Regions from separate parts of the Mus musculus genome. Here regions 1 and 3 are each linked to region 2. The links are chromatin loops, found by intact Hi-C in ENCODE. Cell type or tissue: left cerebral cortex. All regions are shown on one strand.

Region 1 (8,000 bases), 190 kb before region 2:
ACTCGGGTTTAAGAATAGCAATTCCAATGCCCATAAAATAGTCTAGTCGCAGACAGTAGATGTGCACATAGATGCAAACTCTCTAAACACGAGGCGAACAAGATGATTCCAGGAAGGCGGGGTGGGAGTAGGCAAGCAAGGGTAGACTCCCTATGGATGCTCATGTAGGTTAATAGTAGGGACTCTATCAATAAACCCATTATCAACACACTGAAAGAGAAACCCTATCAATCAAAAAGACATTTGATTCAACCTAGCAACTATTCCTAATGAAACAAGAAAACAAAGTGAACAGCACATGTTATGTCAAACGGTGATACAGTGAGCCCCATCTCAGTGTAAACCAAGCCAATCTCTCTCTCTCTTTCTCTCTCTCTCTCTCCTTCTCCCCATCCCTCCCTCCCTCCTTCTCCCCTCCCTCATCTTATATACAGACAACTCATATGCTCACCACCTTTTAGCTGGGTATGGTGGTGTACAGCTACAATTCCCACAATGGGGGGCGGATGTCAGGAGGATCATTCATTCAAGGCGGGAGGAAGGGAGGAAATTAGGGAAAGAAGATGGAGGGAGGGAGGGTGTTTGAAATGTTTAGAGTCCTAAGAGAATTTTGTTGGGTGTCTAGATGGAGGATAAATGGCAGTTTAAAAACCTATCAGAAAAGCAAGTGGCTGCGCATGGCATTTCAGTGAGGATTCTTTTAGTGACAACAAACAAAATCAGAAGAAACTAGACAGCAGAGGTAAGGGCTTCAACAAAGTAAATAATAACGAACAATGCACTAAAGGTTACAGATCTTAAAAAACAAAGTCACTCTTTTATAAAAATTTATTTTATGTGTATGAGTTTCTGTTTTCATGTATGACTGTATACCATGTAAGTGCCTGGAACGGAGGTGAACTGGAGTTAGGGATGGTTGTGAGCTGCCATATGGGCTCTGGGAATCGAACCTGGCTCCTCTGCAAGAACACTGAGCTCTTAAACACCAAGCCACCTCTCCAGCCCTATATGCCTTTTAAAGGAACATAAAAAACAAGATATGACAAGTTTGCAATGTCATGTTTCTGGGGTAGTTTTATGGCTCGAATGTGAGATGTTTCTTTACTCATGTGTTTGAACATTTAGCCCCCAACCAAGCTTGTGAGACCTTCAGCAAGTGGGTTCTAGCTGGAGGAAGTGGTCTCAGGTCTTAGGACAGTGGGCCTTCTAGGCTATAGCTAGCCCTCATTCCAACCCTGCTTTGTGTCTTCTGGTTCACACCATGGAACAAGTCCTAGCTAGATATGTTACCTACCAGGAACTCTGCCATGACTTCCCTGCCATTGAGGGACTGTACCGTCATGGCTCAACATGACTCAAAGTCCACCCCATTTCCTTGGGTTGTTTCTGTTAGGTATTTGGTTGCAGTAATGAGAAAAGTAGTTCATACAGGTAGGAGTACAATACTAAAAATCGACGGTTGCTTTGAAAATTAGCATATGAATTTCATATAATTCTTACAAGAGTTTCACTAGCTTTGGGATTTGGTAAAATGAACTTAATAAGCACCAAAATGATAGTCTAGAAAAATATTATAAAAAGACTAATGTTACAAGATAACAGAATTGCTATAACTAAGTGTCAGATTGGAGATTAGAAAATTGGTAGCTTAGTTCAGTAGGAAAAGGATGCATTCAAAAACAAATTAGACATAGATACAAAATGAAATAGAAAACTCCAAGATAATCTAGGAGACTGTGTCCCCAGATCTTATAAAATTGCATGATGGTCTGCAAAGATTGTGTCAACCCAGCAATCCCTCTCATGGGTTTTGTGGTATACAAATCAACCCTTCGTGTTCAGAGATTCTATAAGATGTTCAGTGAGAAATATAAGATGCCAGGAACTGTACACAGTTCATTTAGATTTCGCATGCATGTTTGTGCGTGTTTGTGAGTGTGCGCACATATGGACAGGGGTCAGAGGACAACCTCAGGTGTCATTCTTCAGGTGCTTTCAGCCTTTCAGTCCAGCACCTCCCCTCCTTGGCGTGCAGCTTTAGCTAAGAGGCCAGCGGGCCAATGAGTTTCCGGGGATCTGCCCGTGCCTGTCTCAAGCATGCTACCATGCCTGGCTTTTTATGTAGGCTCCTGGGGGTTGAATTCAGGTCTTCAGGCATGCAAGACAAGCACTTTGTGGACTAAGCCACCTCCTCCACCCCTAGTGAAAAGTTTACAAGCTAAACAATGAGAAGCCTGCCTCAATGTGCATGAGAGCACGAGCTAGGATACTAAGCAGGAGAAGCATCTGCTAGGGCACAGGCCAGAGGGCTGGTGCGGACCCCTGAGGTACTGGAGTAGAGGGCTGAGTAGTAAAACAAGTATAATGTCTTGAACAAATGTACTTCAATAATTTTATTTTTCCAATTTAAAATTTTATCTTACTAAAGTATATATTTTTTGTGAGATAATTTTTCTGTGAATATTTTTGACAGATTCAACCAGTAGGAATTTTTGCATTTTTAGCTTCTCCTTTGCTATGGTGGCTTTTCATGCTGACTCTTATTTTCAGGCCTGGATTCTCCCGGGTCAAGTCATTAGACCAAGCGTTTGTGATTTATGTTCTTTAACATAAAAAGTTTTAGATTTCAATTTTGCTATTTTCAATGTTGTTTAAAAGACAGGATTTTAAAGGTCATTTTTTTGGGATAACAGCTCTTCCTGTAATAATAGCAATAATGAATAATTATTTAGTACTTAGCTTGTACCAAGCACAAAGCAAACTATTTTGACCATAATTTTTGACCTCAAAGATATTTTTTGTTCTCTTTGCATCCATCCCCCACATTTTCAGTTAATCATTTACCTTGTCCTCAAGATACAACTAACACATCCAATTCATAATGAACATTAGCTACAGAAATAATCCATATACTGTAAAATAAATATAAATGTTTTAAAGGCATGGAAGACCCCCCCATGTGTATAACTACTCCTTAGTTCATGTAGCTTGCTATATTTGGCTGCCATAACTGTACACAGACTTGATACTGATGTGGGTTTTCTACAGTATTTGGAGGAGGGGGCTGTGAGTAAAGTCGGTGGCACATTTCTTGAACAGATTTCTAGACAGTGCTTGTGAGTGTGTGTAAAACAGAGGAGTTTGCTCACATTAAAGGGCACTGAACACTTGGCTCTGGCCAATTGCTGTCACAAAGGACTGAGGGTCATGTGTTAACATGCCTGCAGAGTGTTTTTCAACATATTTTTATTTGGATTGAGATATTTAGCACTGGTGAACAACTAGAATTTTATCTAACACGCAGGAGCCAACATTATGTAGTTTCAACCCATCTTCGGGATGCATTTTCATGTCCCCAGTGCTAAATGTAGGACTGGGGGCGCCTTGGGTTAATTTCTGAAAGGTACAGGTAGAGAGGAATGTCAGGTAAGGACTGACAAGGAAGTGCTCCAGGCATTTTAGTGCAGGGTTCTTAAAATATCCATCCAGCAGGTGGCAGCACAAGAACAGAGATGGGCCACTCTGGACCAATAATATCCACAGGTTTCCTCATTTTTGCAAGAACAAGGAAAAAAAGCAGATTGCAACATTCTAGCTTTGGATAGAAGAAAAAAAATACACACATTTTTGTTTAAAAGTAAGAAGGAATCTCCTATTATGTACAAGCTATTAAACTGTGTACTCTCAACCACACTTAAACTCTTATACTTGTAATTGCAGAAAATCCTTTTTTTCATTAAATTAATTAATTAATACTCCATCACACTCCAGCCCATTCACTTGAGACAGGGGTTCTCACTGAACCTGGAGCTAAGCTGACAGTCACCAAGCCCCTAGCCCCCTATCCCTTATGTTGATATTGCAGGCACGCACTGCCACGCCTGGCTGCTGGAGCTCAGTTTTAGGGTCTCATGCTTGAACAGCAATCTCACTAAGCCATTTGAACTCCCACTAAGCCATTTTAGAGATGAAGAAATTGTGTTTTAGAAGGCTAAAAAAAAATGTGCATTTGCAGTTGTACCACACAGTTTTCTCATTGCTGTGACCAAGTATCTGGCAAAAGTGACCTAAGGAAAGAAAGGTTTATCTCGGCTCCATGATTAAGAAGGGACACAGGCTATCTTGGTAGAAAGACAGACTCTGTGTGTGTGTGTGTGTGTGTGTAGGGGTGGGGGAGTCACATTTCAGCCAGTGTCCACAGTCTAGGCAGGACACTGACACTCAGAGCACACCCCACTAATTTACTCTGAGCTCTGAGCTTGTGGAATAGCATTGTCCACATTCAAGGTCAGCCTTCCCTCCTCAGTTAAACCTTCCTGGAAACACCTTCCCAGACACACACAGCCTATGGATGCAAAGTCCTTTTGAATCTAGTCCACTCAGCAACGAAGATGAGCTGTCATGCACAGTTTCTGAGAGGCAGAGCCAAGTCTGGACCTAGAGTTACTTACTGAGTTCTTTCATGGAGCTGTACCTGTTGCTCTAAGTCTCGCCCTGTTGTCTCTGTTCTGCAAACAGTTGGTTTGATGATGCCCTTCAAGCCTGGGCTATCTATATGGTGGGACACAGAAAGCAGCATGACAAGGAGACATTTGTCCCCTAGGTTACAAGGCGCTTGTGCCCTGGAGCTAGTGATTGAGAGACGATGGATGCTATTACAGAGGAACACCTTATTGGCCATCTGGAGAGCACACGTGGACGTGGGACATGCATTTCCTTGTTAATAGGACAGTTTCTGTGACAAGAACAGATGCTCTCTCCTTAGAGCCTACAGTTCACAATGGTTGCCTAGCAATGAGTGGCCTAAGAAGTTTAATGCTTCTGTGATCAATGTGAGGGATTAACTATCACCCCAGCACTCAGCAACTAAGGACCTGCCACCTGGCCACACATTTACCTGGTTTGGATGAGAAACTTTCATTTTCTTAATAAATCTCACGAACAGTTTGCCAAGTAAATTGTTTAGCCAGAAATGGTCAGCATTTCTTCCTGGAGAAGCAGCGTTAGGTAGAGAGGGGATTCGGGTTGACTCCTCCCCCTTTCTGGGGGACCATCCATAAGCTTTCAGTTAGTGCTGTAGGGCCTGCTCCTTCCTCTGCAGAGCAAGAGTTGCCCAGGCAGCTATAATAAGTTAGAGTAGTCAAAGTCCAGACCAGCTTTAAAGGAGGAGGTGATTCTGAGATTCTAGAACAGAAGGAGGTGTGAGAGCAGCGGGATGCTCAAGGTCCACCCTCACCAGCGGGATGCTGAAGGCTCTCACCAGCGGGATGCTGAAGGCCCTCACCAGCGGGATGCTGAAGGCTCTCACCAGCGGGATGCTCAAGGTTCTCACCAGCGGGATGCTCAAGGTTCTCACCAGCGGGATGCTCAAGGTCCACCCTCACCAGTGGGATGCAAGGTCCTCACCATCAGGATGCTCAAGGCACTCACCAGGGGAATGCTCAAGTTACTCGCCACCACAATTGCTATGGTCTACAGCAGCACTGCCATTGAGCTGTAGGGACCAAAGGGGCTGGCCAGCTGGGCTTCATTCCAAGTAGGGAAGGAACAAAGGCAAAGCCAGGCACCAGAATAGAGAGTTTTCAGGTGGTCAGAAAGTTCAGTCTGTGGGATTTAGGGATGGCTGCCCCCCTACCCCCCCCCCCACCCTGTGCTCACTTAGAGAGCTCTGTCACTCACAGGCTCTCAGGAGACAGCTCTGAAAGTGCTGGTGAGCCAAGCTGGTCTCCTGTGCACCTGTATAGGGGAGTGGCCAGTAGCACCTGGGCTGATAGCATGTGGAAACTGGACCTCAGTTTACACATTGCATTTGTGAGAACTACAGCTAAGTCCAGGGAGAATGGGTCCTTCTTTTTCTCCCTCCCTCCCCCCACTCTTCTCTCCTCTCTTCCTCCTTCCACCTTCCTTTCATCTTTTTTAGTCCCTCTTCCTTTCCCCCTTTCTTCCCTTTCCTTCTAATTTCCCTCCATCCCTTCCACCATCCTTTTGTCCTCCCCACCTTCACTTTCTTATTTCCACCCTCCTCCCGTCTCTCCCTTCTTTTGCCCAGGTTGGCCTCAAACTTGCTATGTACTGGGGATAGCCTTGAAGATCTGACCCTCCTTGCCTACACCTCACAACTGCTGGGATTTCAGGCATACTCTACAGCATCCACTTTATGCAGGTCTGGGAATCAAACCCATGGCTTCATGCATGCTCCTCTTTGCCAGTGAGCCCCATTGGAAGCGAGGGCGCTCTCCTGAACAGAGAGCTGAGGCAGTGCAGCCTGCCTTGGCAACCTTCCCCCTGGATCTTTTCAAGTGGAGCCAATTGATGGCTTTTTCAGCAGCAAGGGGAAGATTTCTACTGTTTGTCATGAGGAAATGTAAATTGTTACAATCTGTTTAGAGAGTAATTTTGCAATATTATAAAAATGGGAAAGATGTTAATTGCAATGTTGCTCGTGGCAGTGAAAAAGTGGGAATGATGGAAATCCAGCAACAGAGGGCTGCCTATGAAAGTGATAGTGCCTCTTTTTAAGGAGTAGTGCTCATTAATCGGAGATACTGAAGCAAGTGCAGCTGTAGGAGTGTGGGGAGCTGACCGACCACTTTCTAGCAAAGGAAGGAAACTTTGAACATCAGTCTTATCTTGTCTATGTAAAACAGACCTGTTGGCATGTAGCATCATGTTTGACTAATGCATGGAGTATACTTAAAAAGAACTGAACTTCAACTGTATTACATTATTCTTTGTGTTTTCTGTTTCTTTGGCCATCTCCAGGTTTGGAGCAGTTTGGAGCAGTTGTTTGGATAAAGTCATGTCGAGATGTTTCATAAAGTCTGCAGGAGCCCATGCAGAGGCTGACAGGAGATCTGAGCTTCCTCAGGGGCAGTCCTAGAAGTCCCTACCTGTGCTGTGGAGAAAAAGGATCCTTCTAGTTGTGCCACTTTAGGGGAGTTGAAGGTCATTTGTCATGCACTATGTAGGCCAGCATGTTCACACGTGTCTGTCGACAAGTATCATACTTAGTACTGAATTGGACCTCTAACTGATGGTGGGGGAATTTTCCACTTTGTGGGGAAATTGTGCTCCATATGGCATAGCATTCTTGACAAGATGTTACATTTGGGATGGCTAAGTCTATCTCATTGGCTTCTATCCAGGCTGGGGTATGTTATAACGTAATGCTCGGGCAGCTATTGTACCATACACAGGACTTGACAACGCATTATTAGGCATGGGTGAAATCCTACAGGGACTACTGCATTGGAAACCTTATAGAGCTTATATTTGCTCATACCCAGAATATGGCTTTGCAGCATAGTTGACATCATTCTAGATTCAGTTGAACACATTCTTTGAGCCCTATCTCAACCTAAAGAATGGATACAAGTGAGTAGCTCCGGCCTTTGAGTCTTGTGTCCAAAACCTACTCAGCAGATACCTTCCATAAACAGCCTGTGCTCCTAAGGAAGCTGAAGGAGGTTGAAGTGGAAGTTTCTGGTTGTGTCATGTAATGCAGACTCATGCCAAATAATATATTAAGGGAAGGGTTAGTGTGTTAGGTGACATTGGGACATAAAAGTGAGTGTGCAACTGTCATAGGATGTTTAGGTCTGGACGAAGAGAAGTTGGCCCATGACTTTTTATCAGATTCTCAGGATTTCTATGAAGTGGAAGTTTCTGGGTATGTTAGGTGATACAGACTCACCTGGTGTTATGCTAAGGCAAGACCCCTGGGAGGACACTCGATGGTTAGAAAGAATGTCAGTAACACTCAGTGGACAGTGATGGGGCTCTTGAATAGCTAGCTGTGCAGCTCTTCATTGGTCTCTCATCTTTGCTGATCTTACTTCATTGAGAGAGGCACGACAGAGAACTCTTGGAATTCTTGCTGGTCCTGGTTGCTCCCACTGCCTTGGCGCTGACTCCTGATCATTCAGCAGAAGCCTTGTGGTTTCTGCTGGATTGTGCTGCCATTGATGATTCATATTTGGTGGCACTTTTGAACTGGACTA
Region 2 (8,000 bases):
TTCTTGGAGGATGTATCTGAAGCATCTGGAGGCAGCATTTACATGCAGATTCTGACTGGTAAATGGGAGATGGAGCTAATATTCTGCATTGCTTGCCAGTGTTGTGACTGACCGATGGACCACACTCTGAGTGCAAGGTCAAAGGATCATGAGCATCATCAACAATACATTCCAAAAAGACATTCTGGTTGTATGCTCATTGGCGTATTTGAGTACTTATTTCCCACATGTTCTTGTTAATACTTAAAATATTACATATTTAAGTCAATCTGATAGGGGAACTATGGCAGCCATATCTGGAAAAATGTTTCTAATTCTTATCCAGCTTAATCATCCTCTGGTTAGTTCTTGGCTGGTTCTGATCTCTCTTCCACTGTTTGCTCATGTTCTTCGTCCATTTTCCCCATTGGATAGTTTTATCCTCTGTTGGATTGGCTTATATGTGTTCTTTTGGCTAGTGCTACTTTGTTCTAAGAGCCCACATTTCCTTGAGGGAGGAGGAGCCTGTCTAGCAGAGCTGTCTAGTGGTAAAATCACGGGATCAGGATGCAGTTGATGTCTCCATTATCCGTTTGCATCTCTCTTTCATACTAAGACATCAGCTAGGAGCCTATCCTACTGTAAGGCAGCTGCTTCTTCACTGGTCCACTCCATTAAGGGAATGTGGTCTATGAGTCTCTCTGAGTACCTGTGCGCAGAGGCTACTGTCACATGACCCGAAGTGGATTACTAAGCGACAGATGTGAGGCAGACGGACCTAGTTGCAGGGTTCCTGCAGAATCTGCACTTGAGTACATTGAGGAGTTTAGTTACACCAGCTCTGTTGGGAAGGTGATGGTGGAGGGAAGAAAGGGTCCTTTGTGTGTAACTTCTGGACCCTCTGTTCTCAGAGGAAAGCTGCCTCTAAGAGATTGTCATTTTTTCCTCTCATTTATCTTCCAGACATTTGGATACTCAGAGAGAGTAGTAACAATCAATACTTAGATAATGCCATCAGTGCCCCTCATACAAATTAAAGTTTCATAATATCTCCATGATGTAGGTAACGTTACTATTATCCCATTTGCAGATGGAAGGACTTGAGGCACCAAGTAGTTAGTTAGCTTGCCCAAGACTCCACAGCTAGTAAATGAGAGCATTTGCCTGGCTCCCTAGTCCAAATCTTAACCCTGGCACAAGGGAGGCACCAAATAAACCTTTCTCAGCAGAATGCTTTTTCTGTCAATTACATTTTTGGGCTGTGGCTTCCTAACATCAAATCTTGGGCGTCTACGACTTTTGTTTCTGAATGGATTATCCACTTTTGCTTTGCAACCCACCAGTCTCCATTCCCTTGAGTGCCTGCCACCCTACTTCCCATAATGCCAGACCAAGACTAAAGCCTTCCACTACCAGGGTTTATTTTTCCTGTTAAGCCCCCAAGTTCTCTTGGCACTTCTGGCCCCATGGCTTTACACAGTGCTGCCATCTGGTGGACACATGTGGCCACTGTCAGTTCTCTCTGAGGAGTCTATTCCTGCCGAGAATGTAAGGGATTGATGGCCAAACGAAGATTCACTTTTCTTAATGGTGATACCAAAGACACTTTGAAGAAGGCTTAGCATTGATGGCATAGCGGTGTCTCTGGACATGAGGATAAGAACCTCTATAAAAGGTGAGTCATAGCAGGAAGTGTCTTTAATCCTACTACAGAGGCAGAGGCAGGTGGGTCTTTATAGGATCAAGTCCAGACTTGTCTACTTGTTTACATAGAGAGTTCTAGCTTAGTCGGAGCTACATAGTGAGAGTCTGTCTCAGAAAACAAAATACCCCTCCCTTCCCCACCAAAGACTGCTCTCAAGTCACATCAAGGGGACAGTAGCTTCTTCAGTGTACAACATTCAGTTTATACAGGACAAAGCCACCAGGACTTTCAGTCCTCATGTCACCTCTCGTGGTAGGAGTGGAAGGAGACAGTAGCTTCAGATTCTCAGAATAAGTTTCAAGGACCACTTGGCATCAGTTGGCTCACATCGACTATCTGAGGAATTTTTCAGTTCTGATGCACATCAAGGGGCCTGATAGTGAAGCTCCCGGCAGGACTTATTAAATGGCAAAGTGGGAAGACGCTTGGGGTTAGACGAGTGACATAAGTGGAAAGTCGAGAACCTCCTTGGACTGAACAGCTCTCCATGCTTAGAAAAGAGGCCCCCGATGAGACTGAAGCCTACACCGCAGCCATAGGTCTAGAGCAAACTGGGCAAGTGTCCCAGGCAACTGGTCATTTAGACAAAATGTCAGGAACTTGCTGAGTTCCTGTTGAGTTGAATACAATTGAACTGAGGGCCAAAGATAAGAATCTATGTTCAAGAACCATTTATAAAGGGAGCTTGCAGAGATACTGGGGCCTTTGACCTTGTAATTCTGCAGAGGGTGGTGAGTAAATGCCTACACAAACCCCTCCCATGCCCCTGTTTCTAACCAAGGTTTTGGGGATCTTGAGTTGGAATCTGAGGGTATGTGGGGCAATCAGGCCCAGCAGCATTCCTTCTATCAGCCCCTGTGGCTGAATTGCTGATGGTAAAGAAAGACATTCAAGCAGAAAGCCAATGAGGTGGAACCAAGCCAGCTAGAGGACAAGCTCCTTCTTGCTGCCCACAGCCTTAGACTCTGTAGCTTCCAGTAGGGGAGAAGAGCTGAGAGTGGTCAATAGAAAAATCAAGGTTTGCTGAGCAGCCAGGTGGTGTTCTTGGACCCGGGAAGGGAGGAACTGCATCCTGGAATGATAACCACAGGAGCCTGGGCACCCACTGTGTGTCCTGTCCTAAGCCCTTTTGGTATATCCTCTCATTTAATACTTATAAGCAGGAAGGTATTGTTGATATTTGATAGATGGGGGAAATGTCTCTTATGGTGTTCTGACCCTTGCTCAAGCTCATGTAACTAACACATACAGGAGCATCAAACCCAGGAGCCTCTCTCTCTCTCTCTCTCTCTCTGTGTGTGTGTGTGTGTGTGTGTGTGTTTCTACATCCTCTCTCCAGAAAGGCTCTGTCGACCACTTGATAGCCATGAACACTGAATGTGTGGGAATTATACAAGTCATGGAGAATTGCATCCTCTTGTCCCAATACTGCGTATAAGGCTTCCTTAGACGTGGGGTGTAGTGATATCCATAAGCAGTAACGGCTCCCAGAGCATGAATTCGTCCAGGGAGCTGCATAGTGCATAGATGTGACCAACGATTGCAGAGACACCCTCACTATTCACTATGCCTCTCCTAGAGATTTCCGGAAGGCATTTGGTGACACCCGGGAGACCAACAGAGAGAGGCAGAGTAAAGGCTCAAGAAGCATAAGGTGTGGACATTATGAGGCCTAGCCACTTGTATGGTTTGAGTCTCCATTATCAAAAAGGAGATGGAGGCGAGGAGTCCGTTTTTTCAGGTGGAAAAGCAGAATGCCCTCAGTTGGGGAAGGTGAGGGTATAGGAGCATCTTGGTCCCCAAAGCTTGGGCTTCTTAGCGGGAGCGCGAGCGGGGAATTACTCTAGAGGTGGAATCTGCCGGCCTGGGCGGGGACTGGAGGTTCCTGATCTGCAGGCCCTAGGGTGGCCCGAGGGCGCGGGAGACTCAGCTGTGTCCGGACCGGAGCCTGCTGCCAGCAGGTGGGGCGCGGGGCGGGGCTCCGCCCCCTGGCCCCTCCTCGTTGGTCCGCAGCCGCCCAGTCCCGACCCTTTTCCAGAGCCAGAGCGCGATTGGTGGCGGCGCTTGTCGCTCGGAGGGGGCCGGGCCGCTCTGCTTCGCTCCTCTGGTCGCAGCCACAGCCGCGGTTCTCCTGAGCGGCGAGCGGAGGGCTGGTGGCATCTCCCAGGCAGCCAGCACTGGAGATGGAAAGCAACGCGGCTGGGCCCTGGCAGTGACAAAGTTTCCCAGCCCTGCAGGTCTCGTCTCGCCACTGCCGGCCACCCGTGACCGCCTAGGGAAAAGCTCGGGGATTTTGAATTTGCGGGGGAAAAGCCCAAAACAAAAATCTAGACCCACCTCGTTTTCTTTGTGGAGCTCTTTCTCAGGGTGGCCAGCGGCCGGAGCTGCAAAGTTGTGCGCCGCAGCTCACACTGCCAGGAGACCCGCCTTTGGAGAGACTTAGGTGCTGGCGCACCCAGAGACCCCAGACGTGCCAAGGGGGTTGAGCGCGGGGGAGTTTGGGGTGTACAGCGAGGAGGGGCCCCGGGTGCTCTATATGGAGGAAGGACCCCAGAATGGTGTGTACCAGGAAGACCAAAACTTTGGTGTCCACTTGCGTGATCCTAAGCGGCATGACCAACATCATATGCCTGCTGTACGTGGGCTGGGTCACCAACTACATCGCCAGCGTGTATGTGCGGGGGCAGGAGCCAGTGCCCGACAAGAAGCTGGAGGAAGATAAAGGGGACACCCTGAAAATTATCGAGCGGCTGGACCACTTGGAGAATGTCATCAAACAGCATATCCAAGGTACAGGCGTCCTGAGAAACTTGAGCCAGGCGCGAGGCCCGGGAGTGCCCAGTGTGTTCTGCTTGTGGGATGCGCTGGGGCCAATGCGTAGGAGACCAGCGATTGCAGGGAGGGCTATAGGTTGGCAGCTACGTGGTTGGAGGGATTGCAAGGACTGGTGTCCTGGATCTTTTGTGTCTGCCGCCCTGTGAGTCTTCCCTGTGTACGCGTGTGCACAGGTGGTGTGTGTGTGTGTGTGTGTGTGTGTGTGTGTGTGTGTGTGTGTGTGTCTGTGTGTGTGTGTGTGTAGCTTGCTGTCAGTATGGGGACGCGATGTGCACGTGTCCAAACGTGCGTATGATTCCAGGGTGCTCCTTTCCAGGATCGCAGGATCTCACACTAGTCCGGGAGTGTGTCTGACTGGATGTTTGTGCTTCCAAGAGAGAATGTGAGGGCAAAAGAGCTTATTTGCCGGGCTTGTAAGGGACAAGAGAAATGCCTTGTATGACTCTAACTGTGGGTTTTAAGGAGCAGCAAGCTTCAAGACAAATGCGGAGTAGAAAATTACATCGGCCCAGTATTGGCTCCAGCCTCAGTCAGTCTCAGTAGGACTGGGACTGCAGGGGGCATCTTAAGTAGAAAACTGTCCCCACCTAGAGCACACCTGCCTATCCAGGATCCTCCCCTAAGGAGCAGGTGTCAAACCCAAGAAGCAGCTTAGTCCACTGTGGTGGTGTTTCTTCTGTTTCGGATGGAGAAAACCCACGCTGGGCTGCGGCTTTACTTCAGAGCCTTCCGGGTTCTAGCAAGGCCAATCTGCCAGGACAGTTACCTCAGTTGCGGAAGCAGGAAGCAGCCACAGCAGAGCAGACAAACCCACAGGAGCTGGGTCTGAAATCCAAGGCTGCAGTGGGTGGGTGTCTCCAGACTGGGTCCAAAGAGACAGTAGGATATAGAGAAGTCTCCTGCTGTGACCCGGGCAGTGTGAGTATCAGAGGGAAGGGATGGAGCTCGGGGCTCCTAGAGTAAGGTGTGCTCACAGGTGATAGCAATCTGGATTCTCCCTGTCCACCCCAGGTGTCCCCTGCTTTCTTAGACAGGGAGGCTTCTGACCTATAGGGCCCAGCGAGTTTACCTGTAAACCTGGCAGGCCATCTGAGCTACAGGCTGCCTGCTCTGTTTACTCAGGACTACTCTGAATTGGTGTGCTTCCCACATGGCCAGATCGACTCCTTCCCTGGGGAGGTTCCGCTGAGGGCAGAAAGGTGACACAGACAAAGCAAGCACTTGACTTTGAGGGCCCCTAGAAGAGGGACCTTTGGAAGCTCTTACTTCAGACCCACCTCTGTCTCATCCCTGCATTGAGCCTGACAGACCAAACTGTGCCATAGTGCCTGTTGCTGCCATTCTTACTGGGTTTCTATCCCTGGGGTCAGACTCAACGTTAGTCAGCAAGAGAAGTGCACCCTTGATGTGATCTGGGAGATGGACTCAAGGCTGCACCTTGCTCAGACATCTCCAATGTACACACAGATTTTAAGAGATCTTCTGTCATGTATCCACTGTGTCTATGTGTTCAAAAGGATTCTCCCGTTCTTTTCTATCTAGTCAGGAAAGAAGCAAGCAAGGGACTGCTTCAGGAGTCATTTCGAGGATTTCATGAACTCAGGAGCTCAGCACTGAGCAGGCCCTCTCATGTTCAATGTGGGCCATGCCACATGACTTACAAGGCTCCACACAAAAACCATCGTGGAAGTTGGGGATAAAAGAGAACACTTGTAATTTTTCTACCAGGAAGACCTTAGCACTTCCGAATGCTGACCTGATCAACTGGAGGAGAGATGTTCTAAAAAAGAAAGAAAGAAGGAAGGACCCTCCTCAGACTGTGTTAGTCTAGTTGTACTTTGGACAGTAGGAAATTAATGAATTATGAGGACAGGGCCAAAGCCACTACCTGCAGAGGGTGAGGCAGTGACTTGGGAAAGGCTAGGCATGAAGCAGACAGATGGCAGAGGCTAGCTGGTTGCTTGTGCTTTAGTAGTGTTCTGATGAAGACAATGCCCTCCAGGGCTCCAGAACAGCCCCTGCACTTGGGTTTAGGGCTTAAATGTAAGAGACTTGTAAAGTCTGTGAGATCAGACCCTGCCCTTGAGGATGTGGGATGTTTCTGTAGATCTACTGTCTAAGTCTCTTGCATCGGGAGAGCCTTTTGAATAATCCATATTACATTGTGCAACTGAGGATGATAGGGCTGATAAGGAGAATAGCCAAGAACTGTGTGGCGCCTGTTAAGTGCCGTGCCCCACTCTCAGAACTTGGCGTAAGTTGACTTATCTTTAGTGCCTTGTGAGGTTGGTGGTTTTAACTCCATCCTACAGACGTGGACACAGATTTGGAGAGGTTGCTTGACCCCACTGGTCTAAGGTCACACTCTGCTACACCGTAGAACAGAGATTTAAACCCAGAGAGCTTCAGGGTCTCTGGTTTGTCTTGCTGTGAGACAAGATCTTACCGTAGCTGTGTAGGGTTGATTTTGAACTTGAGACCCTCTCACCTCCTCTGGCATTACAGATGGGTGCCACCACATCCAGGTTATTTTAAGTGTTTATTTTGGCTGTTAGTTCTGTAGGCTAGGAGGGGGTCAGTCTGTGTTCTTAAAGTGTATGATATACAGTCTGCTAAGAGGACCAGAGGCTCCCAGGGAAAGAGTGCCGTGTTGATATTAGTTGGCAGCTGTAGCATTGGCAGTATCCTAGTGAAAGGCATCTGAGGATGTTGGAGGGCTAGTGGGCTCAGAAGTGTTCCCACATGGAGATGCTTTCTACTGAGAGACTAGGGCCTATCTGGCTTTTGTTTGGTTTCCTGAGGAGGCAGAGGTCACATTCCCTTAGAGAATGTTTGATGACTCTATGGACGGTTTCTGGCAGGTGGAAGAGAGACAGTCGGGATGGATGAGTGACTGCCCTGCACTAATATCCAGCGCCCTAGTTAGTCATGAGTGTAAGCTTTGCCAGTTTCCAAAGGACAAGCTTAGCGCCTCTCCTCTTTGGAAGGAGAGCTGTCCAGGAAGTTGCAAATGTCACCGGGTGTTCGGCAGGATGTTCTGAGGACTTGCAATTACAAGAGGCTTTGGAGCAGTACTCTAGAGGGCTGTTCTCGCCATGACTGGAAAGTTGATTTTCCTCATAGGGACCACAGTGATATTTCATTTTAATTTGTTTTCTGATTGAATGATTTAATTAGATGGTGCGCGTGAGTCTCTTGGGAATGTAAATTGTATTTTTTGAACATTATTATTTTTTTCTTTTAAAACCAAGTAGATGTTAAATGGCAGGGTGGTTAGCTTCAGACTTTAAAATAAGTATCCTCTTGGATGGAACTCCAAGTAGTTCCTAGTACAAGCTCCAACTTAGGACCTTACACCTTGTTTGAGATAGACAAATGGAGTTAGAGGAAGTCAACGCATGAGAAACCTTGGAAAGAGAAATTCCTCTTTCTCCTTCTCTTCCCTTTTGTCCTTTTCTTTCAGAGACAGTGTCTCATATAG
Region 3 (8,000 bases), 240 kb after region 2:
AGAAAAATAAAAGGATATGGGGGAAGATTGGGTAGACTAGAGAGAGTATACTATCTATCTTACAGTTCCAAGTGGAGATAGTAAAAGGAGAGGAATAGGCAAAAGCAATTGTTTTTAGCAAATAATGTCTTGAATTTTTCCCAACTAACATACCAATTCAACTTGTTCAAAATCAGATAAGAATGAAGATATGCATTATGTATGTATGTATGTATGTATGTATGAAACATAAACTAAAAGTGAAACTAAAAGACAAGGATAAGAACTTACCCCAGTAAGAGAAAGAGAAACCAATGATTTAAATGATTAGAACAGCCGACTTCTCACTGCAATCGTGAAAGCCAAGACACTATGGTATACTCTTTTTGATATGATGAGTAAATGCTTGTCTGAGTATATTTGTGTACCCAAAATAACCCCACTCAAAAAAGGATACAATACACGCATGTACATGCATACACTCATGCACACACAAACACTAATTTTCTCATGTAAGATCTTTATTAAATAAGTTAAAAAGTATTTATGCTTGGGGAAAAAATGATCCCCAAAGGAAATGTGAGATTAAAGAATAATTACCTCAATGATGGTAAATAGATTAGTCTAATAAAATATGGCATGGAACAAAACACCAGAGTACTGCTTACAGAGCTGTAGAAACCCCGGGCATGCTAAAGAGAGCATATAAACGAGGAAGGGTGATGGGGATTGTTGTAAATGTCTATTTTGTTATTCATAGAAAGGTTACTGGTTGAGTTTAAAATTAGGTAACTTAAGTAAGCAAATTATATTTTCTAGGGATTACATGAAAAGCACAGAATGAAGAAACATGAATTCAAAATCAGTTGATGGAAAATAAAATATGAATATTCTATAAGCAAGGCAGAAATAGATGTATACAACAGCTTGTGCAGAGAGGCAACACAGGCCTACTTATACCAGTCAATTTACATGAACTAAGTCAAAAGATGAATAGTTTTAGACTAGCTTAAAAGTTTACTTAGCAATGGGCTATTTACAAGAAGCATAACCTGAAATGATACACAGACATGATAAAAATCTAAAAGGATAGAAAAAAATCATAGCGGGCAGATGCTAACCTAAGGAAAGCCATTGTATTAACTTTAAAAAGAAGTATTATAATAAAAAGGTCTAGAAATGATAAATGTGAAATTAATCTAGAATCTATAGTTGTCAGTTTGAACATTACTAGTGAAACAGTGTAAATTTGTATAAAGGAAAAAACTCTACAGAGTCTAGAGAGATGGCTCAGCAGCTAAGAGGACTGGCTGTTCTACTAGAGGACCCAGGTTTGATTCCCAGCACCCACATGGTGACTTACAATTGTCTGTAACTCCAGTCCCAGGAGATCCAGTGGCCTCTGTGGCCATCACACATGCATGAGATATACCGACATATACAGAGACAAAATAACCAGACACATCAAATAAGGTTTTTCTAGGAAAAAAAAAAAAACAGCAAAGAACAATGAGACATCAGCAACCCTGACAGCATAGCAGAAAGCTTTATCACGTCTCCCCAAAGTCATTGTCTCCCCAAAGTCATTGGCAGATGCACACAGTTAGTGAGTTGCCTCTGTAGAGCATATAAAAGTTGATGAATGATATTTCTCTCCCAGAACCAATTGAATGATCACGGGTGTTGAGCACATTCTGGGGCATAAACACACAATAAACATCATGGCTTCTTCTCCCACAGAACACGCTCTCATACCGAAATGGAATTGCTAGAAACCCATGACCAAAAGTTACAGACAAAACCATCAGTTTTTGGAATTGTGAGACATGCTTCTAAAAATCCATATTTCAAAGAAGAAATTGTGTCAGAAATTAGAAAAGACCTTGAGCCAAAGTCATTATAAATATGTATGGTGCCCATGTTGTGTGAACGCAACTCAAGTTCAGCTGAAGAGAAACTGTCTGATATCCCATTCCTCCATTAGAAATAAGAGCTGAGCATTAATAGCATATCAGTAGCTCGGAGAACATTAGAATAAAAATAGTAGAAGATACTGAAGAAGCCGCTTTGCTTGCATGGTTTACAATATCCCAAAGCTGTTCCCATGGTGGAAGTTTACCAAGACCTGGAGAAAAAAACATTAGGATTGAAGACCTCAATAGCTGTAGGAGAGAGAAAGACAGCCCTGGAAATGGTCCAGGAAGCTGAATAGATAGACACTGACATTTGTATTGCATGACAAGGACCACACTCTAGGAAATTATCTGTGGTTTGTGAACCCAGAAGTGGAATTTTGTGGTTACACTTTGACCCATCTTGAAAGAGCAAAATTAATTTGTGCCTTCAGACATGGGTGATCTTTTAGCTTTTGAATCGTTTCAGAAAGTACTGACCAAGCTCATGAATGTCTGCCAACATCATGGACTACAGATACCAAAAACCAAGCAGAAACTGACTCACATTCTACTCCCTCGTGTAGGATACAGGCAGGACTAACTTCATGATGGTGCAGAGCCCAGAATTAGAATTTGTGATTACAGCATGTTCTGTCGTTTAGAAAGATGTGGTTGTAGTTGATGGCCCATTACAGTTGTTGGGATCTTTCAAGCATACTCATAATAAAGTTCCTCTTTTGTTTAAACTAAAGAAGAAATTATAAAGATAAGAACAAAAAATGATAAAGCAGCAGGTACACATACATATATACACATAAACATGTTTATGTGTATGAATATAATAAAAAAGATTTATAAAGCCAAAACTTATTTATTTGATAAAATAATCAAATTGCAGAACTTTAACAGGAGAAGAGACAAGGTGCAGAGATAAATAAATGTTAGGAATAAGAAAAGTTTCATTGATATGGGTATCTATAATTAAGAACATATAACAAACAAGTTTATGCTATAATTTGAAAATGTCAACAAAAACATAAATTTGTGAAATGATATTTTTTATTAAAACTGACACAGGAAAAAAATAAAACCTGGCCCATGATCATGAAAGAAATTGAATTTATAGTTTAAAATATACTGTACAGACATATAGAGTAGAGAAACACAGTAAGTGCCCAATAGTAAAGCAGGTTGCACCTACTTTTTCTGTAGTTAAGCATCTAGAGAAAGTCTGATTTTATAGCACAATTGTTGAAGATCTTAACAGTCCTGATTCATAGAAGAAAATTCTCAATTGTATTTTGTGTTCTGATTCAACAAAGCAAAAGACACACACACTTCTTAAATTGAATTCATAAGCTGTATGGAGTTGCGAGGGAGAAATATGAGAAGCCTTGCCTGCAATTAGTTCTTGCCATTGAACTCTTTAATACGATCCCACCTTCCTGTGGCAGGGCAGAGGGAGAATGCCCACAACCGTTACTGTACTCCTGGTGTCTAGATCTGGCAGCCAGGAGAAAGGGAACCTCTCTCTGCCATGCTTTTACCATGGTGAATCTTGGCTAGATTGAGTCATTTGGCATTACCACATGCAGGAGAGTTTGTTGGGCAGCCATGGGATATATACAAATCATGGACTCCTGCCTACGCACCAAGACTTCTCACTGGGGTTTCTCATGGGAGGTCAGAGCTTCAGTCTTGGAAAAGTCTTTATCATTTGGCCCTCTAGACAATGACCTCCTACTCTGATGATCCATTTTTAAAAATTTGTCCATTTATATGAGTACACTGTCGCTGTTTTCAGACATACCAGAAGAGGGCATCAGATCCCATTATAGACGGTTATGAGCCACCACGTGGTTGCTGGGAACTGAACTCAGGACCTCTGGAAGAGCTGTCAGTGTTCCTAACCACTGAGCCATCTCTTCAACTCTGATGACTCTTAAATAGCATTTTCACCCTCCACCCCAGAACGGAACACTTACCTGTCCCTAAGACTGAATCACTGCCTTCATTCTTTCTTGCTTACGTTGAGCTTTGCAGCTTTTACCTGCTGTTTCTTAGCCTCTTCATGGGGTCTGGCTAGGATGTAAGTCTCTTTCTGTGCATGCTTCTGGATCCAAGCATCATCTAGAATGGGAATAATTTTAGCTAATTGGCTGCACCTTTTGGCCTTTGGGGGCACATGGGATCATCCAAAGTCCTCCATCCACATAGCCTTTAACAACTTAATAAGGCTAGCATTTGCACTTGGGGACTCTCTCCACCACAGACCATGACCATTCTATCTCGTGTAGTCTTCTACTGTCCTGTCTACAAGATTTCACCCCCTTGTAAGCCCTCTCTCTCAGCTATGGAGAACCTAGTACCCACCTGCCCATATTGGAGGAAAATGCATATTCAACAGGCATACAAGAGGAAAGAAGCAAAACAGAGTAGAGTAAATAGAGTATTTATACATAATATTATAAATGTCACAATGACATTATTAGCAGCTATCAGTCACCCCTGTGGGTGGGGGGATGGCTTAGTTGGTAGAGTGTCTACCTAGATATACAAGGAAAGTTCCATCCACATCACTACATATAAACCAGCAATAACACCTGTAATCCCAGTACTTAGGAGGTAGGGGTGGGAGAATTTAAGAGTTTAAGGTCATCCTTGGCTGCATAGCAAGTACAAGGCCTGCCTGTGCTGTACAAGACCCTATCTCAAAAAAAAAAAAAAAAAGTTCTTAGTTCCAGTGGGAAGATAGTCTATTAAATATCCATTAAATAACAAAGTCGGTGTCTTTTTTTTAATATTTTCAGAATCTTTCCCTTACAATAATCCCTTTTAGTGCAAACACACAAATACCATAGGCAAGCTAGAATTTATTATCCCAAAACTGTTAGATCTTTCAACATGTTTATCTTGGCCCCCAAAGTTAATCCATCATTATACTTTATTATCTCATTATCATAGTTATTATTTTAACAATTGTAACAAGAAGAAATAAATTTAGATACTCCAAAAACTATAGTGCTCTGTATAAAGCATATGATCATATCCATCGTCCATGTGACATTTATGTTGTATAAATATGCTACTGCCCGTTTAAGAGAGTGTTTTTTAAGGTGTGTATTAATTTATATGTATTCTCTGTCAAAGTTCTTATTCAGATAGTGCTCAAAATCAGCGTTGTAAAGGAAGAAAATTGACTCTGGCTAACTAAGAGTCAAGGGCTGATTGGAAGACATTTATTTGGGGTTTTCCAGCCTGACAGGTGAGGCCTGGATTTCCCGGTTGCTTTAATTTGTATCACTCTTGTAAAGTAAGCCAGAGGCTTTTCACACAGCTAAGCCCATCTCCACCGCTGTCTCCTGTGAGCTGCTCACACCTTTGGCCCACTTTCCCACGGTGTTGCTAATCTCTATTTTTAGAATGTCTACACATTCGAAGCAGTACGGCCTTATCTACACTATAATTTGAACTTCTCTCCCAAGTATGTTATTTCTCTCTGTTTTTGCTATGAAAGGACTGTTTTGCTTATTTTATTTGTGACAAAGTCGTATTGTAGCCCAGGCTAGCCCTGAATTCACTTAGTGTTTTACCTCTAACTTGTAATCCTCCTGCCTCCACCTCTTGCATTACCATGCCCAGTGTTCACTGCTTTTTCAAAACTAAGCAAATATATAAGCCTTTCCCAGTCCTTAGTTAAGAAAATCTGACCCATTCCTGATTGGAGAGAACTTTACCTACCTACTTGTATGATCCTATCGTTCACATTATAATCTCGGATTTTTTTTAAACCAATCCTTGATATAGTGTGGGGAATGGATCAAGTCTTATTTTTCTCTATGAGCATCCTACCACATTCTGTCTTCATCTGTTTTCTATTGATACAACAAAGGCTGGAGGATTTAAGACTAGAAGTTTGCTTTTGCTCATGCTTCTGGAGAAAGCAAGGATAAGACCACAGCCCCAGAGCTACCCAGGCTCAGTAAGGACCTGGTGCCACACTGCAGTCCAGTGAACTGTGAATGAGCAGCAGCACATTCAGAACACACACACACACACACACACACACACACACAGAGAGACACACACACACATACACACACACACACACACACACACAGACACACACACACACAGACACACACACACACATACACACACACATACACACACACACACACAGACACACACACACACACACACACACACACATACACACACATACACACACACCACCACCACCACCAATAACAACAACAACAGACAGACAAGCAAACAAAACAGAGCTTAAGAGTGTAACCGGCTAGGCTTTTTCAAAGAGCTATAGATTTGTGTAGAAAATGATGAGTTTCAGAATGACATTTTATTTATTTTTTATTTTTGCTTTTTCATGGCTCTAAGCAATAACATGTATATTTTTATTAGATTTTTCTTTATTTGCATTTCAAATGTTATTACCTTTCCTGGTTTCACCTCTAAAGACCCCCATCCCCTCCCGCCTCCCCCTGCTCACCAACCCACCCACTCCCGCTTCCCCTATACTGGGGCATAGAACCTTCACAGGACCAAGGGCCTCTCCTCCCATTGATGACCGACTAGGACATCCACTGCTACATATGCAGCTGGAGCCACGAGTCCCACCATGTGTTTTCTTTGGTTGGTGGTTTAGTCCCAGGGAGCTCTGGGGGAACTGGGTGGTTGACATTTTAAATCAAAGTCGCCACGGACTTCGACTGTGTCCACTCTCCTGTATCCCTTCACTCCTAACCTCTCCCATTCTCCTCTTCACCTTTCCAAGCAGTTCCCCTTCTATTTTCTTGGTGTGTGTGTATGTGAGTATGTGTGTGTATGTGAGTGTGTGCATGTGTGTGAGTGTATGTATGTGTGTGTGTGTATTTCTGGTAGATAAAAGCTATGAGCCCTGCCACTGATTTTTTTTTTAAATCCTGGGAACTAAAGCCAGGGATTGAACCCCAGAATACACTGAGCTGCACCCCACCCTCCTTTTACGTTTAAGACAGGATCTCATTCGCTTTCCCAGGCTGACCTTGAATTCACCCAGAAGCCAGAGAGGGCTTGAACCTGGCATCCTCCTGCCTCACCCTCTCACATAGCTGGGATCACAGACCTGAAGTTCCAGGTCCAGGTCCTGCCTCTTTTTGGTCTTGTTTTGTCGTAATCCCATCACTTGGAAGGTAGAAACAGCATGGCCGGTGGTTTAAGACCATCCTCGGGTACGTGGTGAGTTGGAAGCTAACCTGGCTATCAGACACTGTCTCAAATTAATTGATTGATTTTAAAAGACATGCCGAGATGCTCAATTAATAAACTAAATCCCCTCCAGAACTGATACTCTACTGAGTGCTGTGCCCATCATTGGTTTAGTTCCTTGTCTTCTTGTCTTGTTGCTGTAACTACCTGAAAAGAAGCAAATGTACAGGAAGAAGAATTTGTGTTGGCTCAGTCTCAGGGTAGACCCCACCATAGTGGGGAAGGCACGGCAGCAGTAACTTAGGGTGCTGGCACACTGCATCCACAATTCAGAAGCAGTGAGTGGGGCCGGGAGAAATGGCTCAGAGCTTTAGCACACTAACTACTCTTGTAGAGGACCTGGGTTCAGTTCCCATCACCCACATGGCAGCTCACGATCACCCCTGACTCCAGTTCCAGAAGATTTTAAAAAACAGAAAGCAATGAGCGTTGGTTCTCAGCTCCATCTTCATCCAGTTCTGGACCCCAGCCCACAGGTATAGCACCTACATTTATGGGGACCCTTCTAATTATTTTTAACTTGGTCAAGATAATCTCTCACAAGCATGTTTAGAGGCTAACCCAATTTAGATAGTCCCACATAAGTATGCCCAGAGGCTTATCTCGGTGATTCTAGAGTCTGTCAAGTTGACAACCAGTATCAAACATCACAAAAATTAACTCATGTCAAGGACCACAAGAAATCAGAATCCTTAGCCTCTAGTGCCCAAAGATAGACAATGCCAAGTGTCAGAGCTTTGGGGAAACACGGACTTGACTAGAGAGAACTTCTGGTCTACCTGTTCCCTTCTGGACAGTCAGCTATTGCTACCTCTACTCTATTGGAATGTGTGCCACAATCCATAATCTTTTGGA

The links. A loop is a pair of places that touch in the nucleus more often than their neighbours do. Peaks named below come from ENCODE experiments on the same cell type or tissue, not always from the same donor. Only the 100,000 strongest peaks of a DNase experiment are listed, where the experiment ranks them.
Region 1: it touches region 2 in a loop (8-fold over the local background); 30 of 42 quality-filtered maps call a loop at or near these places.
Region 3: it touches region 2 in a loop (2.6-fold over the local background); 2 of 42 quality-filtered maps call a loop at or near these places.

What each region holds. Positions count from the first base shown.
Region 1 is chr7:111,965,202-111,973,201 of GRCm38, reverse strand. No RefSeq gene overlaps it. Among named protein-coding and RNA genes, the nearest start is that of Gm33204, 41 kb to the left of the region's middle. In left cerebral cortex, a CTCF peak has its summit at 3,487 (motif pointing right); a DNase peak (open chromatin) is centred at 3,488.
Region 2 is chr7:111,775,787-111,783,786 of GRCm38, reverse strand. Galnt18 (polypeptide N-acetylgalactosaminyltransferase 18) reads left to right here and starts at 3,810. Exons shown (of 11, transcript NM_001360903.1): 1 at 3,810-4,474. The coding sequence starts at 4,240. In left cerebral cortex, CTCF peaks have their summits at 1,476 (motif pointing left) and 3,622; DNase peaks (open chromatin) are centred at 5,273, 5,966, 6,569, 7,366 and 4 more places; H3K4me3 peaks cover 4,477 bases; H3K27ac peaks cover 2,543 bases.
Region 3 is chr7:111,535,407-111,543,406 of GRCm38, reverse strand. The region is part of intron 6 of Galnt18 (polypeptide N-acetylgalactosaminyltransferase 18); the gene reads left to right. Among named protein-coding and RNA genes, the nearest start is that of Galnt18, 240 kb to the left of the region's middle. In left cerebral cortex, a CTCF peak has its summit at 3,677 (motif pointing right); a DNase peak (open chromatin) is centred at 2,420.